Regions from separate parts of the Homo sapiens genome. Here region 1 is linked to region 2. A link is a loop called in an ENCODE intact Hi-C map of the cell type or tissue named here. Cell type or tissue: PC-9. All regions are shown on one strand. Each heading gives the region's core, and the rest is flanking DNA. Links, peaks and the distances in the headings are about the cores only. Region 1 overlaps CHCHD6 (coiled-coil-helix-coiled-coil-helix domain containing 6). Region 2 overlaps CHCHD6 (coiled-coil-helix-coiled-coil-helix domain containing 6).

Region 1 (9,086 bases), core at 3,335-7,334, 76 kb after region 2:
TCATGAGTGAACTACCATTCACAATTGCTTCAAAGAGAATAAAATACCTAGGAATCCAACTTACAAGGGATGTGAAGGACCTCTTCAAGGAGAACTACAAACCACTGCTCAAGGAAATAAAAGAGGATACAAACAAATGGAAGAACATTCCATGCTCATGGATAGGAAGAATCAATATCGTGAAAATGGCCATACTGCCCAAGGTAACTTATAGATTCAATGCCATCCCCATCAAGCTACCAATGACTTTTTTCACAGAATTGGAAAAAACTACTTTAAAGTTCATATGGAACCAAAAAAGAGCCCGCATTGCCAAGTCAATCCTAAGCCAAAAGAACAAAGCTGGAGGCATCATGCTACCTGACTTCAAACTATACTACAAGGCTACAGTAACCAAAACAGCATGGTACTGGTAACAAAACAGAGATACAGACCAATGGAACAGAACAGAGCCCTCAGAAATAATACCACACATCTACAACTATCTGATCTTTGACAAACCTGACAAAAACAAGAAATGGGGAAAGGATTCCCTATTTAACAAATTGTGCTGGGAAAACTGGCTAGCCATATGTAGAAAGCTGAAACTGGATCCTTTCCTTACACCTTATACAACAATTAGTTCAAGATGGATTAAAGACTTAAATGTTAGACCTAAAACCATAAAAACCCTAGAAGAAAACATAGGCAATACCATTCAGGACATAGGCATGGGCAAGGACTTCATGTCTAAAACACCAAAAGCAATGGCAACAAAAGCCAAAATTGACAAATGGGATCTAATTAAACTAAAGAGCTTCTGCACAGCAAAAGAAACTACCATCAGAGTGAACAGACAACCTAAAAAATGGGAGAAAATTTTTGCAATCTACTCATCTGACAAAGGACTAATATCCAGAATCTACAATGATCTCAAACAAATTTACAAGAAAAAAACAACCCCATCAAAAAGTGGGCGAAGGATATGAACAGACACTTCTCAAAAGAAGACATTTATGCAGCCAAAAGACACATGAAAAAATGCTCATCATCACTGGCCATCAGAGAAATGCAAATCAAAACCACAATGAGATACCATCTCATACCAGTTAGAATGGCAATCATTAAAAAGTCAGGAAACAACAGGTGCTGGAGAGGATGTGGAGAAATAGGAACACTTTTACACTGTTGGTGGGACTGTAAACTAGTTCAACCATTGTAGAAGTCAGTGTGGCGATTCCTCAGGGATATTGAACTAGAAATACCATTTGACCCAGCCATCCCATTACTGGGTATATACCCAAAGGACTATAAATCATGCTGCTATAAAGACACACACACATGTATGTTTATTGCGGCACCATTCACAATAGCAAAGACTTGGAACCAACTCAAATGTCCAACAATGATAGACTGGATTAAGAAAATGTGGCACATATACACCATGGAATACTATGCAGCCATAAAAAATGATGAATTCATGTCCTTTATAGGGACATGGATGAAGCTGGAAACCATCATTCTCAGCAAACTATCACAAGAACAAAAAACCAAACACCGCATGTTCTCACTCATAGGTGGGAACTGAACAATGAGAACACTTGGACACAGGAAGGGGAACATCACACACTGGGGCCTGTTGTGGGGTGGGGGAAGAGGGAAGGGATAGCATTAGGAGATATACCTAATGTAAATGACAAGTTTATGGGTGCAGCACACCAACATGGCACATGTATACATATGTAACAAACCTGCACGTTGTGCACATGTACCCTAGAACTTAAAGTATGATAAATATCTACTTATATATATGTATAAAAGAAACAAAGTAGAAATTACCAGGGGCTGGGGGGAGGAAAAATTGGGACATTTATTATTTAATTGGGGACAGTTATTATTTAATGGATAGAGTCTGCAATGATGAAAAAATCTGGAAATGCATAGTGATACGGCTGTAAAACATGGTAAATGTACTTAATGCTAGTTAATGTATACTTTAAAATGTTTAAGATGGTTAATTTTATATTATGTAAATTTTACAATTTAAAAACAAACTATGAGCTGTACCTAAAGCACAGCTCAGAGGGAAATGTACAACATTTGTGGCAAGCAGCTCCCAAAGATCCCCTTCTGGTATTCACATCACTGTGTTATGCTCTCCCTTGACTATGGGAGCAAGAGTGACTGTCAGACTTCTGAGAGCTAGAAGATAAAATGTTCATGTGTTTGAAGCCACTAACTGGTAATCTGTTACAGCAGTAATAGAAAACTAACACAAAGCAGTTTCCAACTAGGGTGATTTTGCCCCCTGCCCCAGGGTGACTTTGCTGCCCACGGGAGATATGGAAACATCTGGAGATTGTTTTGGTTGGCACACCTAGAAAAGTGTTATTGGCATCTAGTGAGTAGAGGCCAGGGATTCTGCTAAACTTTCTATAATGAAAAGGACAGTCACCACCCGCCAGCCACACAACAAAGAAGCATCCAACCCAAGATGTCACCAGAGCTGAGGCTGAGAAACTCTGTACTATGGCCGTGCAAGTTGTGCAAGATGACATTACTGGAGAAAAACTGGATGAAGGAAACATGGGAATTAAACATTTTTGTAAATATATAAGTATAATCACAAGGAGAATAGAAGAATACACAGCTTCTAAACCACTAGAAGCAGGAAAAATAAATACATAAAGTACTTTGGAAATTCTGGGAAAATATATAAGCTAAGGAAAAGGAATCAATAGGGAGGGGAAAATGAAAAACACAAGCAAAAGGAATGACAATTGGTATATAAAAGTCCAAAAAAACCTCTCAAAATCCAGTGAGGATCACAAGTATGAAAGGAAAATAGTGAGTGAAGAGACAGGCACTAATGTGAAAGCGTGAAACTGGGGGAGGAGGGGTCAGATTATTTGGCCCCTTTTTTCTTCCATGAACTGAGAGGCAGTGGTATCTGCTGACACTGGGGGATGCCTGAACAGGGAAAGGTGTGAAAAGTTTCTGTGGGAAAATTATATGGGGCATGAGTGAGGGTGGGACGGTGCTGTTGCTGAGCAGCACTGAGGCTGGGCAGCTCTGTGTGGAGTACACCAGGTAGTCTACAAATTAGCACCAAAGCTTTCTCCAGCCACATTCCACAGTTGGGGGCAGAAAGCAGCAGCAAGGCAGTGGGGGCAGGTATTATGTATAATGAGTGCTAGCAGGAGGAGAGTGACATCCACAATGGCTGACAAGGGGGTCTGCCCTGGGTGGGAAGACAAAGGAAACAGGAAGAGGCTGCTGGGCTGAGAACAGGGAAGTTTTCAGAATGCATTGAAAGGAAAGAGAAAGTTCAATAGGAAAGAGAGCACGAAGAGCAAAACAGTGGAACTGTGGTCAGAGAAAACTTTTGTTGTTCAAGATCTTGATAGAAGCCTGGGTTTCTTATGGAGAATAAAGATGGGCACCACTGAGGAAAAGAAAACCATGAGGCGGTGGGGAGTGTGAAATAGATTCCTGCCCATCCTATTTGTGGCAAGCACATCTACTGACTCTCACAGAAAGCTACCTGCAGGCAGCTGTCAAGAGTTCTCCATGTACAAGACATAGTGTCTCCAGGAGAGGTCAACAGAAAAATGAGTGCAGTGGGGATACAAAAAAAGGTTCAAACAGATTCTCCCCATTCATATTAAGAGTGCCCTCTTACCCTCCCCCAAAAGTATTGAATTACTTATCTCTTTCTGATCCAAGTTCCTTAACAAGGACAATCTCATGAATTTAATCCCAGTTTGTACCAGACCCCCCTCCCACCACGTAAAATGGCAGGCCTGCATGCCTGATCATGGCCCCAAGCTGCACCTCTCACACAGCCCTCTACCTTACAGATCACAGCTGCTGATCAAAAAGGCCTCTGAGGCTCCAAACCAAGTAGCCTCACTAATGGAAAAACATCTCAAAACCTAAAGTTGATGCTATGTAAATGGGATTGTTTTCTTAATTTCTTTTTCAGATAGGTCATTATTAGTATATAGAAATGCAATTGATATTTCTATGTTGATATTGCATCCTGCAATTTTACAGTTCTAACAGTTTTTTGGTGAAGTTTTTAGGAACTTCTATATATAAGACCACTTCATTTGCAAACAGAGACAACTTAACTTCTTTTCTGATTTGGATGCTTTCTATTTCATTTTCTTGCCTGACTGCTCTGGCTAGGACTTCGAGCCCTGTGTTGAATAGAAGTGGCAAGAGTGGGCACCCTTGTTTCTGATCTTACAGAAAAAGCTTTCAGTCTTTCACTGTTCAGTATAACATTAGCTGTGGGCTTGTCATATGTAGCCTTTGTATACTGAGGAACATTTCTTCTATATGAATGCTGACGATTTTTATCATGAAAGGATGTTGAATTTTGTCAAATGCTTTCTACAGCTATTGAGATGATCACATGACATTATGCTAGGTGAAATAAGCCAGTCACAGAAAGACAAATGCTACATGATCTCACTTATATGTAGAACTTAGAGAAACAAAGGGTGGATGCCAGAGGCTATGGGGTAGGGGAGAGGTAGGTCAAAGAGTACAAACTTTCACATATAAGATGAATTTAGTTCTGGATATCTAATGTACAGAATGGTGACTATAGTTAATAATCAGTGGGGAAATGACTCCCTATTCAATAAATGGTGCTGGACTAACTGACCAGCCATATGCAAAAGATTGATACTGAACCCCTACCTTACACCATATACAAAAATCATCTGCCTGCCCAGCATCCATTCCCCCTTCTGGTAAAAGCCTGTTGATTATGTGTGTTTTGGGGGTGGAGGGAAGAATGACTGTTTCCTCCCACAATGTGTGCATTCCTGATTCCTGGCAAGACAGTCGAAGTGCTCCACCCTCCACTGCCAAGGGTGTGACTTGCTCAGGAATTTGAAGCAATCAAGTATGAGATGGCAGACTGGAAACGCTGGAGCTGATTCATTCTAGAGTGGTGTCTGCGGGAGGACCTGCCTACTGATGCCCCCACCTTGGACCCTGAGTCTAGCTCTCTTCTTCTAAGGCCTGCTTCTTCAACTTTCCCTTTGCTTCTGTGAGCTTCCCTGTATCCTTGTAGTAAATTCACATCATTTTGCTTGAGTTAGGCAGAGCAGGCTTTCATTGAAGAAATTTAATGAAAGGCAGCATCGGATTGGAATCAGAAACGGCTGGCCTCCTTTCTCTAAAGCGTATGACATCGGCCTGGGCCTTACTCAACCGTCAATGAAATGTAATGTCAGACAGCTCGCAGTCAGAGGCCAGAACAGACACTAAAACCAACAGGGAAGTGGGCAACATCCAAAGACTAGGAGAGACAGAAGGGCCTGGCACTGTAGAAATGCAAGAGTAAGAACAGAGCACAACAAACAGGCAGCCCCTTCATTATTCAATTACTCACTATGTAAATCGAGAATTAATGTTCACGGGTTCTGGTGAGTGACATAATTACAATTTAGAAAGGGCAATTAATCATTGGCTTGTTGTTCACTGCCTTGCTGGGAGCAGTTTGCTTCATGAACACCAGTAAAGCCACAAAAGTATTAAACACACGAATGACTACCACCACCAAATTCCAGTCTTCTTTTCCCTCTCCCCACCCGCCAACTCCTCTGACTGGGCTCAGCCGCAGATCTTACATCTGTTTCTCATTTCTCGTGTGACACTCCCAGACCCTCCCCTAATCTCCACCCTCCAAGAAGAGGCTTTTCCCCTTCACTGCTGGCAAAGACAAGGGCTTCCTAATACTGTTTGCTGCAAGAAAAGAAAAAGACTTTGGGCCTCTGGATCTCAGCTCCAAGAGGCTAAAAAAGAGAGTGGGAAAATGAAGTTGAGAGAGACAAGGATAAAGAAGGAGGGAATGGCAAGAATGAAAGGCAGATGGATGAAATGGGCTGGGTACCGGGATAATGCAGGCCTCTCAGCATGGGCGCAGAACACTGGCATCTGGCTCTGAAAGCAGGGCTGCCAGCAGCATCTTCTCCAGATCAGCATCTTTCTACAGACTGAAGGCAGCCCTTGCTCCAGTCCTGACCCCTCGCCTGATGCCCAGCTGCTCAACTGGACTCCAAAACCATACACAAGGCAGGAGGCCAGCAGATGCATCTCTGTCTTCTAACAAGCAGATTGCAACTAAGTGTTCTCCTAGAGGATGCATTTCCAGGAGAAAATCCCTTAAAGAAAAAACTTCAGGGATCTAGTTCTACTTCATGAAACCAGGCAAGAATGAATATTGTCACTTCAATGCTACCACTGCCTCAGGCCAAATTAGAGTATTACTGCTTCTAACTCTTGTGCTAGAAATGGCCCTGCTGGTCTGAGACCTCTGTGCGTGTATGTCTGTCTTGGCCTCTTCCACCGTCTTGACTATAAAGATCCTGGGGTAGACACTGTTCATTGGCGCCCTAGCAGCCACTCCCCTCTAAAGCTCCTACCTTCCTTCATGCCAGTGGAGTCCTAGTTTTGTAGGCATTTACTTCATGCCTCTGATCTCAGGAAAGGCAGGCTCTTCTGGCAGCCTCAGGGGAAGCTGTGCCCAATCTAGTGAAACCATGGTAATCCTACTGTCCTTTACAGTGGTGGGTCTGAGATGGTCACAGGTCTCAGCTCCAGCCAATGAGACATGTGCAAAAGTGGCTGGAGAAGTGTCTTTCCTGCTTGAGGTGCTGATGTGAGGACTGGATGCCTTGTGACCATGAGGGAAAAGGCCACAGAACTGTGGGGAAGCCACCATCTGCTCAGACACAGGTGGAATAGCACACTATATCAGCATTCGTCTGCCTGCAGTCTTCTTGTGCAGGAAGATAATACATGGTTGGGCTGTTAAGCCTCTGATAGTTGGGTGTTCTGTCCCTTGAGGCCAAAAGCAGTCCACACACAGCAGCATTACCCTGAAGCACAGCCTCTTCACACACCTTGCTAATTAATCCAAAGGCCTGAAACAGCACCACAGAGGTAGGATGACCAAGGATCTTAGCAAGCGGGCCATCAAGGCCACTGCAAGTCTAGACAGGCAAGCCAGAATCAAGAAGATGACCCTCCAAAGCAAGGGAGAATCAGGCGAAGATAAGGGGCCATCTGTGTAATAAAAGGGGGGAAGATTAAACAGGGAAAAGAAAGTACAGAAAATACTATTTTGTATATGCATCAGCTACCTCTGGACGAACACAGAAGAAATCAATAACAACTCTTACCCAAGGCAGGGAGCCAGGCGGCTGGAAGATTGGAGTGATGGAGCCTTTTTATTGGATACCTTTGGACTTTTGAATCATGTCAATGTATTATCTGTTCAAAAATAAAACCACAAATGAAGGAAATTAATAGAAAAAACTAAAAACAAAAGGTGGGAGAAACCCTCCCTTAGGTGTTTCCCTAACTTTCATTATCCAAGTGATGAAAACACTTGAAGACAAACCATTCTTAAATTCTGGATGGCTAGACCCAAGCTTACGTGCCTGATAGGAGCTCTCCATTAAAAGGGATGATTAGTGTGACAAACACAGATGCATCACACTGAGACTTTGTTTTTTAAATACACAGAAGGTAAATCACTATACGATTTGCTTACTACAGTATTAGTGATATAAGCTCATTGGCAGGATCTGGAACACACTTAACTGACCAAAAGGAATATTCTCTCACATTTTCATTGATTAAGTCTCTACAGCTGGCTCTGATGCACTCACAAGACCAGTATATAGTAGATACTGAGCTGGATGCTAAAGAGAAGTAAAGATAAATAGGACATGACTTTTTCTTGCCCTAAGGAGTTTATAACCTTAATAGGGCAGATAAGACATACAACAGAGGTGCTTAATATCTGTATTTATCTATTATGAAATCAACTATATATGCTTGGCAAAAACTAAATATTTTTACTTTCAACAAGCATGCCAGGACAACTCAATGGGGAAAGACTAGTCTTTTCAACAAATAGTGCTGGGACAACTGGATATCCAGAGTTTTGTTTGTGAATAATGGATTTAGACCTCTGTCTTACACCTTACATAAAAATTAACTCCAAAGACATCACAGACCTAAATATAAGAGCTAAAACTATAAAATTCTTTTTTTTTTTTTTTTTTTTTTGAGATGGAGTCTCGCTCTGTTGCCAGGATGGAGTGCAGTGGAGCGATCTCGGCTTACCGCAACCTCCACTTCCCAAGTTCAAGTGATTCTCCTGCCTCAGCCTCCTGAGTAGCTGGGAGTACAGGCACGCGCCACCATGCCCAGCTAATTTTTGTATTTTTAGTGGAAACAGGGTTTCACTATGTTGGTCAGGCTGGTCTCAAACTCCTGACCTCGTGATCCACCTGCCTTGGTGTTCCAAAGTGCTCGGATTACAGGCGTGAGGCACTGCACCCGGCCTAAAACTACAAAATTCTTAGAAGAATCATAGGTGTAAGTCTTCAGGACCTTGGGTTAGGCAAAATCTTACTAGAGGTGACAATAAAAGTACCAGCAATAAAGAAAAATTACCAGGCACAGTGGTTCATGCCTATAATCCCAAAACTTACTTAAATAAACAAATAATAAAAAGTAGGTAAACTGGACTTCATCAAAATTTAAAACTTTTGGCCTGGTGTAGTGGCTCATGTCTGTAATCCTTTGGGAGGCATTGCCTGAGCCCAGAAGTTCAAGACCAGCCTAGGCAACATAGTGAGACCCTCTCTCTACCAAAAAAAAAAAAAAAAAAAATTTAATGAGCCAGGCGTGGTGGCACATGGCTGTAGTTCCAGCTACTCAGGAGGCTGAGGTGGGAGAACTGGTTGAGCCCAGGAGTTCAAGGCTGCCTGCAGTGAGCTATGATTACACCACTGCACTCCAACTGGGCAACAGGGCAAGACCCTGTCTTCAAAAAACACTGAAAACTTTTGTGCTTCAAAGGACACTATCAAGTAAGTGAAAAGAAACCCAGGAAATGTGAGAAAATTTTTGTAAATCATTATCTCAAAGGATTACTATCCAGAACATATCAAAAAAACCTCCTTCAGCTCAACAGCAAAAAGACAAATAATCCAATTAAAAATGGACAAAGGATCTGAATAGACATTTCTCCAAAAAAGATATATAAATAGCCAATAAGCACATGAAAAGAT
Region 2 (9,086 bases), core at 2,370-6,369:
GATGGTGGAGGAGGGGGAGTTGGTGATGGTGGTAGAGGGGAAGGTGGTGATGGTGGAGGAGGAGGAGGTGGTGATGGTGGAGGAGGAGGAGGTAGTGATGGTGGAGGAGGAGGTGGTGATGGTGGAGGAGGAGGTGGTGATGGTGGAGGAGGGGGAGTTGGTGATGGTGGTAGAGGGGAAGGTGGTGATGGTGGAGGAGGAGGAGGTGGTGATGGTGGAGGAGGAGGTGGTGATGGTGGAGGAGGAGGTGGTGATGGTAGAGGAGGAGGAGGTGGTGATGGTGGAGGAGGGGGAGGTGGTGATGGTGGAGGAGGGGGAGGTGGTGATGGTGGAAGAGGGTGAGGTGGTGATGGTGGAGGAGGGGGAGGTGGTGATGGTGGAGGAAGAGGTGATGGTGGAGGAGGAGGTGGTGATGGTGGAGGAGGAGGAGGTGGTGATGGTGGAAGAGGGTGAGGTGGTGATGGTGGAGGAGGGGGAGGTGGTGATGGTGGAGGAAGAGGAGGAGGTGGTGATGGTGGAGGAGGAGGTGGTGATGGTGGAGGAGGAGGAGGTGGTGATGGTGGAGGAGGAGGTGGTGATGGTAGAGGAGGAGGAGGTGGTGATGGTGGTGGAGGAGGTGGTGATAGTGGGGGAGGAGGAGGTGATGGTGGAGGAGGAGGAGGTGATGATGGTAGAGGAGGAGGAGGAGGTGGTGATGGTAGAGGAGGAGGAGGTGATGGAGGAGGAGGAGGAGGTGGTGATGGAGGAGGAGGAGGAGGTGGTGATGATGGTGGAGGAGGCGGTTGTGATGGTGGAGGAGGAGGTGGTGATGGTGGAGGAGGGGGAGGTGGTGATGGTGGAGGAGGGGGAGGTGGTGATGGTGGTAGAGGGGAAGGTGGTGATGGTGGAGGAGGAGGAGGTGGTGATGGTGGAGGAGGGGGAGTTGGTGATGGTGGAGGAGGGGGAGGTGGTGATGGTGGAGGAGGGGGAGGTGGTGATGGTGGAGGGGGAGGTGGTGATGGTGGAGGAGGGGGAAGTGGTGATGGTGGTGAAGAGGGAGGTGGTGCTGGTAGTGAAGGGGGAGGTGGTGATGGTCATGGAGGGGGAGGTGGTGATGGTGGAGGAGGGGGAGGTGGTGATGGTGGAGGAGGGGGAGGTGGTGATGGTGGAGGAAGGGGAGGTGGTGATGGTGGAGGAGGGGGAGGTGGTGATGGTCGTGGAGGGGGAGGTGGTGATGGTAGTGGAGGGGGAGGTGGTGATGGTAGTGAAGGGGGAGGTGGTGATGGTCGTGGAGGGGGAGGTGGTGATGGTCATGGAGGGGAAGGTGGTGATGGTAGAGGAGGGGGAGGTGGTGATGGTAGTAGAGGAGGAGGTGATGGTGGAGGAGGAGGTGGTAATGGTGGAGGTAGTGATGGAGGATGAGGAGGATGAGGTGGTGGTGCTGGTGGTGGTGCTGGTGGTGGTGGTGTTGGTAGTGGTGGCGGTGGCAGTGGCAGGGGCAGGGGTGGGAATGGAAATCTTTTATGAAGTGCTTACTGAGAGCTCCTCCTGGATAAACACTGTGAGCCATCTCATTTCTTCTCATAATGATCCGAAGTAGAAACTTTATATAGATGAAGAAAGTGAAGTTCAGTAAGGAGTAAATCACTTGGTTGAGGTTATAACGGTTAGTACACACGTTGGGAAGCCACGACTTAAAAGTACCTAACTTCAGAGCCTGTGACCTTAACCACTATCCTCACACTATAGTGGAAAAACTGTAGGTCTGTGGACAGGGATGCAAGGAGGCAGAGTCCTTGCTATTTATTCATTAGGTGTGTGACCTCCAGGAACAATGACAACAACAGCAGTAGCAAGGATATGTTACAGCAGGCTAGCCTGTAGGTTATGTCCTTTATTACATAAACGGAAATGCAACTCTAGTGTCTTCCTTTTAAAGATGAAAGTCCCCAGGGCTCAAGGGCTTAAGTGACTTCATCATCTCTATAAGGCCAGTAAGTGGTAAAGTCTTAATTCAAACTCGGTTCCCTCTCAATCTAAAAACCCAAGGCTTACAATACCAGGAAACTCTCAAACCACTTAACTGCCTTGGGCCATCTGTGAAAAGAACTGGACTGGGTCAATGGTTATCAATTTCTTTGTATATTCCTGTCTCATTGATCACATTTATCAAAGGACCTGGTCCCACCAGGACAAGTGCACAAAAGCTCATCTTGCTAAGAAAGGCAGTCGTCAATCTCTAAGCAATATGCTATTTCACTTCTCACTTTCAATACACGGCTGAGAACACACAAAATGGTAGCTTTCATGGTGGTACCATTACTAAAAAAAAGGTGTTAATGGGCTAACCAGTTGGCGGTACCCTTCTTCAGCCTAACCTTGTGAAAAACTTTTTCTTTTTTTATTATCCTTTAAGTTCTAGGGTATATGTGCACAACATGCAGGTTTGTTACATATGTATACATGTGCCATGTTGGTGTGCTGCACCCATTAACTCATCATTTACGTTAGGTATATCTCCTAATGCTATCCCTCCCCCCTTTCCCCAACCCCACAACAGGCCCCGGTGTGTGATGTTCCCCTTCCTGTGTCCAAGTGTTCTCATTGTCAATTCCCACCTGTGAGTGAGAACATGCGGTGTTTGGAAAACTCTGATTCAAAAACTCTTCAAAAGTCCCTTGGGCTCAGATCCCTCACTCAGCAGGTTAAAGAGTGCTCCCCATGACGGTGGAAGGTGGGCCTCTTCCCCAAGGGAAGCTTTCCTGCTGTATTGTTTTCAGGTCATTGTTAGCAGTTCCCTCTGAATCCCCAGGCTCTAGCAGCTTCTCTCTATAGGCCTCTCACACTCACATCCTCAAGGTAGGGGACCCTGCTCTGAATCTCTGGTGCAGACTCTGGGCCTCTCTCACTCACAGAAGTACTGCTGGCCACATTGGAGTGACCGGCAGGCAGGTGGCGGCTCTTCCAACGAGACACACCCCTCACTGAGCACGTGTCTGGAGACCTCCTCCTTCTCCAGTGCTGGGGAACCTGAACCCTACATGGAACCCAGCATCAGTCTCCATGACAATGCAGGACATGCATCCTCAACACAGCTCACGGGGCCTTCACGCCAGCATGAGCGAGGCCTCACTTCGTCCTCAATGTCTCTGACAGGCAGCATTTGGCACTGCCAACCACATTCTTCCTGGACTCTTCTCCACTCACTGATGCGGGAGGCGGTGGGAGGCAGCACGTGGCAGTGGAAGAGCGGGCTCTGGAGTCTCGCAGACCTGACTTCATCTATCAGCCGTGTGCATGGCTTCTGACAGCTACTTCAGCCTGCTTCCCAGCTTCTGCATTTGTAGAACATGTGTAATATAATCTACCTTACAGGGTTGCTGCAAGGATTCACGATGACTTATGTAAGAGGGCCTGGCACATAGCATATGCTCACAAAATTATAGTGACTGTCATTCTGTAGGACACAGAACTCCCTGTCTGATACTTCTCAATCATCAGCTGGTCATCTCTGCCTCATACGTGCAAGCCTAGAATTAAATTTACAACCTTCTCCAAGTGTAGTGGCTCACCTAAATTTTCTCTTTCTCTTAATGGCACCATTATTCTTTCTCAGGCCAGCCTGTTTTCCCAGCTGTACCACCTGTGGCCTCCCTTCTCACATAGCACCTGGCTGGGGCCAAGCTCTCCAGCCAGAAGCCCCAGTTTCTCCACTACCAGCCCTGCATGCGGCCCACTGACATCCTGCTCTCTCCAAACACAGCTCCCACTGAGAAGCCTTCTGGGCAAAGGCTCCCTCCTCCTCTGGAACCCCGCTGCGTCACTGTTTCCTGATTGCATACACACACGTTCCCTTCTTTATTCCTGCAAACATTTACTGTGCACCTACTCTATGCCAGGCACTGCATCCTCAGCCCTTGGCGATGAATCACCTGATGAATCAGACCAGCAAGGACTGTGCTCACAGATGCAGAGCAGACAGCCACAGGCGCTAACAAGACAGAGTGTGGCAAGTGCTAGAATATGCACAGGGCTCAAACCTCAGCGGGGGACAGACAACGGAGCAGCAGGCGATTCTGCGGTGCCTATGGGGCACTCCAGTGAGGTGTAGCTCCACACCCAGCCCTCATTCTGTGCCCATGACCCTTGTCTCACAGCACCTGACACAGGGTTTTAGCAACTCTATTAGACTGAATGGACATGGAGCAACCTGGTCAGAAGAGGAGGTACTCAGAATTATAGAACTCAGAGGAGGCAAGAGCCCAGCGGGCCGGGTGCAAACAGATGTGGGCTAACAGTGGGCCTGCCGCATTCTGGCTGTGTCTCTCCATAAGGCGAGTAGCCTATCCCTACTGGTCTGTCCTCCAGTCACACGAGGAGGCGAGGCAAACACAGGTGGGCCTGGGAGGGCCTGGAAGAGGATGTTTAAGGCCTGTAAGGTCCCTGGGATTTGGAAAGCAGATCCTGAGCAGAGCGCTGCAGGCCAGCGAGGAGGGTGCCTGGCAGCGAGGGGCAGCAGAGGCCATGGGGCACCCCTGCTGGGCTGCCTTCCTCAGCTGCAGCCCACTTTTTATGAAGCCTCGTGTGCCGACTCTTTCCTGAGAGCACAGCCAGATGAACTCTCAGCAACTGAACACACCTGTAACTAACACCAAGGTCATGAAAGGAAGCCTTACCCACCCCTCCCCCCCGCCCCCGCCCCTGCCACCACATGACCCCTGCTAGTCACTGCTGCCCCCAAAGGGTAACTGTTATCCCAGTTGCTAACACCATAGATGTGCTGTGCTGCCTTCACCCCTTCTGTAGATGGAATCACAGTTTGTAGGTCCTCTTCCCTACCCGGCTGCTTTCCTCAGCAGTGTGTCTGGAGTTCCAACAGCAGCACCTGCAGCTGTGGACGGCTCACTTTCATGCCAGCAATGCTCTATCATGAATACCACCGGCACTTGCCTCTCTCCTCATTTTCAGGGCTATCGTGAATGACACTACCATGGACATTCTACAGCCTCTCTTCTGGTGAACCTGGGGGCACATCTGGTGAACCTGGGGGCACATGCAGAATGCTAGGTCCTGGGGCATACCCATGTTCAGCTTTAAAAGATGCTGGCTATCGATCTTCCACAGTGGCTATGCCAACTTACACTCCACCAATGGTGTCTCAGAGTTTAGGTTAAACCACATCCTTGCCAGCACTTGGAGCTGCCTGTCTTTTCCACTTTGGCCATTCTTCCGAGTGTGCAATGGTATCATGTTGTGGTTGTAATTTGCATTTCCCTGATATGTAGTGAGGCTGAGCTCTTTTCACATTTGCTGACCACTCCTTTTCCTGTGAAGTGGAAATCCTATATTTAATTCCTCCTCCAAACACCTTGTGTAGCTTGTGTTTCCCTACACACCAAGGGACAAGGCAGAGACCAGTGTGCCTGGGATAGGGACGTCTGTTGAGCGGTGTCAGTGAGAAAACAGCAGGGCTCTCGGGATCAGATGATGGTCTTCTCTTAAGAAAGTTCGATCGGCAGCAGGGAGTACAATGGGGGAAAGGGCTGACTGCTCAGAGGCAGTGCAGGGAAGCATCTGAAAGGTACAGGGAGGAAGACTTCAATCCTGGGGAAAGGAGACAAAGTCCAGGAAGAATACATTTCTCCCTTTCTTCCTGACTTGGTTTTTGATGCTAACCCTGAAAAAGACCTTCTCCACTTCATAGCTGCTGAGTTTGGATAAAGTGAGACGAAGCGTTTCACAGAGCTGGGAGGTCCTCTACTCACAGGAAGCCTGCATATGGGCATCCTCCCATCTGGCATCCTAATCCTCGGCATCTCCCTTCCCTCCCAAACCTGACTGTGGGTTTCATGAGGCAGGAGCCACAGCTGTCTGAGCCATCTCTGCACCTGGCATTTAGCAGACTTAAATTGATGTGGAGTAAATGAAGGCCAGGCATTTATTAAAGAGGAGGAAGAGGACAGAAATAACATGAAAGAGGACTGGATACTAAGGTCAGGTACTCTGATGGTTGCTTTACACAAACTACCACTCACCCCAAAACAGCTGGCAGGTTAGTCCTAAATCCCCATTTCAAAGATAAGGAAACTGAGGCTAGAGAACATAATGACATGCTCAGGGTCACAAGGCTGCTTACATGACTGAGGCAGAACTAAACTGAGGTCTGCTGGACCCCAAAGCCTACTCATCCCTACCACCCTACTCAGCTCCATGGTTGACTGAAGACAAGGGCTTGGCCAGCCACAAGTGGTCAACTCCATGGGCTCTCAGGGTCTTCTTCAGAGCCACCCAGCACCAAGGTTTCTACTAGGAGACGATAAAGTGTGGGGGTTCTGAAGAGGCACAAGTCCCCTTAGCCCCATAATACCTGAATCCAGGCATGGTGTGAGTAAATCCCACTCCTACTTCTTTTGCTTCCTGCAGAAAATTACAAACTGGCAACTGAGCAAAGGCTCTGGAGCCAGGTGTGCAGTGGGAGCACAGCTAAGATGGCAAGGGGTTCAGCGGCCATGACTCAAGCCAGCACAAGCAGTCGAGGGTCTCACCTTCCTGGTCCATGTGCCTGTATGGCAGATGCACCTGAATGTGTGTTTGGAGTTCTGAGCTAAGGAATCTGGGAATGGCCAACCCAGAGATCCATTCCTTATCTACAAGGAACATCTGAACCACCGGCCCTTGTGAAGTGAAAATCCATGGAACACAGCTGTACAGGGCATTGAGGCCCTTTGTTTTGGGTTAAATCAAGCTTGTCCAACCCATGGGCCAGGGGCTGCATGCAGCCCAGGAAGGCTTTGAATGTGGCCCAAAACAGTCATAAACTTTCTTAAAACATTATGAGATTTTGTGATTTTTTTTGTTTGTTTGTTTTTGTTTTTTAGCTCATCAGCCATCATTAGTGTTAGTGTATTTTGTGTGGCCCAAGACAATTCTCCCTCCAGTGTGGCCTAAGGAAGCCAAGAGATTGGCCACCCCTGGGTTTAAATGAAGGTTGCCAGGTAGAACCTGTTAGGGAGAGTGCTAAGTGAAAATGCTATGGAAACTACATGCTCTTTGTGAGCAGTGGTTTGCTTGCTCAGCCGGCCATGGGACCTTGCGGTTCTCCTGTCCATCCCACTGCCACTGGACTGTCCCTGTATGTAACTTTTCTGCAAATAAAACCCGATGTCTCATTTGCCGGCTCTGAGGCTCTTGTTTGAGCTCTCAAACATGGTGCCATCCCTACTGAAGTTAATAGGGGTCCCGTGCAAAGATGCCTACAGAAATGGACAAAGGCCTTGTTCTGTGACACTGTCAGATGTGCAGACATACCTGGGGATTGCATGGCCCCAGCCCAGTGGATACTGCAAGACCATCAGAGAAAAGCCCGATGCAGCCCAGAGAGAAGGCTTCCCCATCCCAGAGAGCAGGTGTTGGGGTCAGGCCACCTTTAATGATAAAAATCCATCTCAGCATGCATATATGTGTGCATGCACACATGCTCATCCATTAATCCAAACCTGAAGCACTGTGACATGAAACAGAGCCCCCAGTACTGCTGTGCACCAGGGAAGGAGCCAGCACTTGCCAGGCGCCCAGCACGCACCAACACTTTTACAGGTGTTATTTCCCTTAATCCTCCCATTAACTCCCAGCAGAAAGCATTAGCATCTCCATTTTACAGATGGAGAAACCGAGCTGAAAGGAGGCACAGTGACTGAATTGCTGTGTGGGAGCCAAGGCTCATGGGCTCTGGTGCCCACACTCCATCAGTTACACCATACTCAAAGTTCAGGCTGCTTCTTCAGGTGCCATAAGACCCTCACAAGGCCCCTGTCTGTGTCAACAGCTCACTGCTTTCTATGGGGAAATGGAAACAATATTCCTCACTCAGATCTTGCAGTGTGGCTGTGAGGAACAATTACTCAGAAGGATTATAAAGCACAGGAGCCCTACAAAATGAGATTTCCATGCTCAAGAATAATCATCTAGGAAATAAATACTGCAGACAAAAGGGTCCATAAGTCTCTTCCTCCTTGAAAATGAGTCTGGATTTTGTGCAGGCTTTCCTTACCTGCCAGTCTCAACAGGTAGAAGGTGGAGGCTGACCAGCTTCCACGGTGGACGGCCGCAGGATTCCACCCAGCCCCTTGGATACACCATGGCTTGGCCAACAGCCCCAGGTCTCAGCCTCCCCATCTCAACCTGCTCTCACCCGGGACTGTACTCTGAGCTATTTTGGGTGGTCAAGGATGATGCAGCAGCTTATCCAACTTTCCCCGAAACAGGTTTTTACTGTCAGTTCTAAACTTAAAGGAAATAGGGGGAAAAAGGAAAGGGATGTGATGATTGGGAAGTCCTGGAGCCGTGTGTACAGAAGCTGGAAATGTCAAGGTCTGCGAGTATTCAACAAATGAAAGTGGAATCATATAAAAGCAACAGCTAATAAAAAAAGATTGTCAGATGCTGTGTTTTCCATCTTCCCAGCCATTACAGGAATAAAATTATCCGTGGAGAAGATCAAAAACCTTTTTCAAAACTAATACAATTAAGCCTCATTCTTCTGCCTCCTTTCTGCCTCTCCCCCTGGCTCCCCTTTAATCCTCCTATCTCCCACACCAATCTCCATTTCCTGAGATGTTGGAGGTGCTCTCCTTTTTTTTTTATTATCACCAGCAAAATGCTGTGTTTAAGAGTCAGAAAGGAGATCATGCTTTTGCACCTCCTTCTGGAAGCATTTAATAACTCTTCACAATCATCTAGGAAACCTCGATTTTTAAAAAGCCCACACCTGCATATGCAAGGAGTTTGGACTTCACTTAATGAAGAGCAAGAAGACTCATCCAGAATTTCCTCTCCTTTAGCAAAGCAGAGACTTGGTTTCTAGGAGGAGAACTAGGGTAGAGATGAGAGGGGAGAATGACAAGAGGAAAACAGATTTTAGAGAGGCAAAAATGCTGCGAGGCTCTTTCCTTTCTGCCTGAAACAGAGATATGTACACATGCCTCTAGCAGCCAAGCCCAGGAAGGGAAACATGGGGAGCACAAAGGAGACCAAAGAATTGCACAAATAAAAAGACAAAACCAAAACCCTGTGCCTATGAACATATCGGCAACTGTGATAATTAGAGC

What was found. Hi-C counts contacts between places; a loop is a spot of excess contacts. Peaks named below come from ENCODE experiments on the same cell type or tissue, not always from the same donor. Only the 100,000 strongest peaks of a DNase experiment are listed, where the experiment ranks them.
Region 1: a loop joins it to region 2, with 2.4 times the contacts of the local background. A loop is called at or near these places in 1 of 110 quality-filtered maps.

What each region holds. Positions count from the first base shown.
Region 1 is chr3:126,778,526-126,787,611 of GRCh38, reverse strand. The region is part of intron 4 of CHCHD6 (coiled-coil-helix-coiled-coil-helix domain containing 6); the gene reads right to left. Among named protein-coding and RNA genes, the nearest start is that of CHCHD6, 79 kb to the right of the region's middle. In PC-9, for the core only: no CTCF peak of the experiment used is centred there; a DNase peak (open chromatin) is centred at 4,851; H3K27ac peaks cover 1,635 bases.
Region 2 is chr3:126,853,892-126,862,977 of GRCh38, reverse strand. All of the region lies in intron 5 of CHCHD6 (coiled-coil-helix-coiled-coil-helix domain containing 6), which reads right to left. Among named protein-coding and RNA genes, the nearest start is that of PLXNA1, 120 kb to the left of the region's middle. In PC-9, for the core only: no CTCF peak of the experiment used is centred there; a DNase peak (open chromatin) is centred at 3,897; H3K27ac peaks cover 1,534 bases.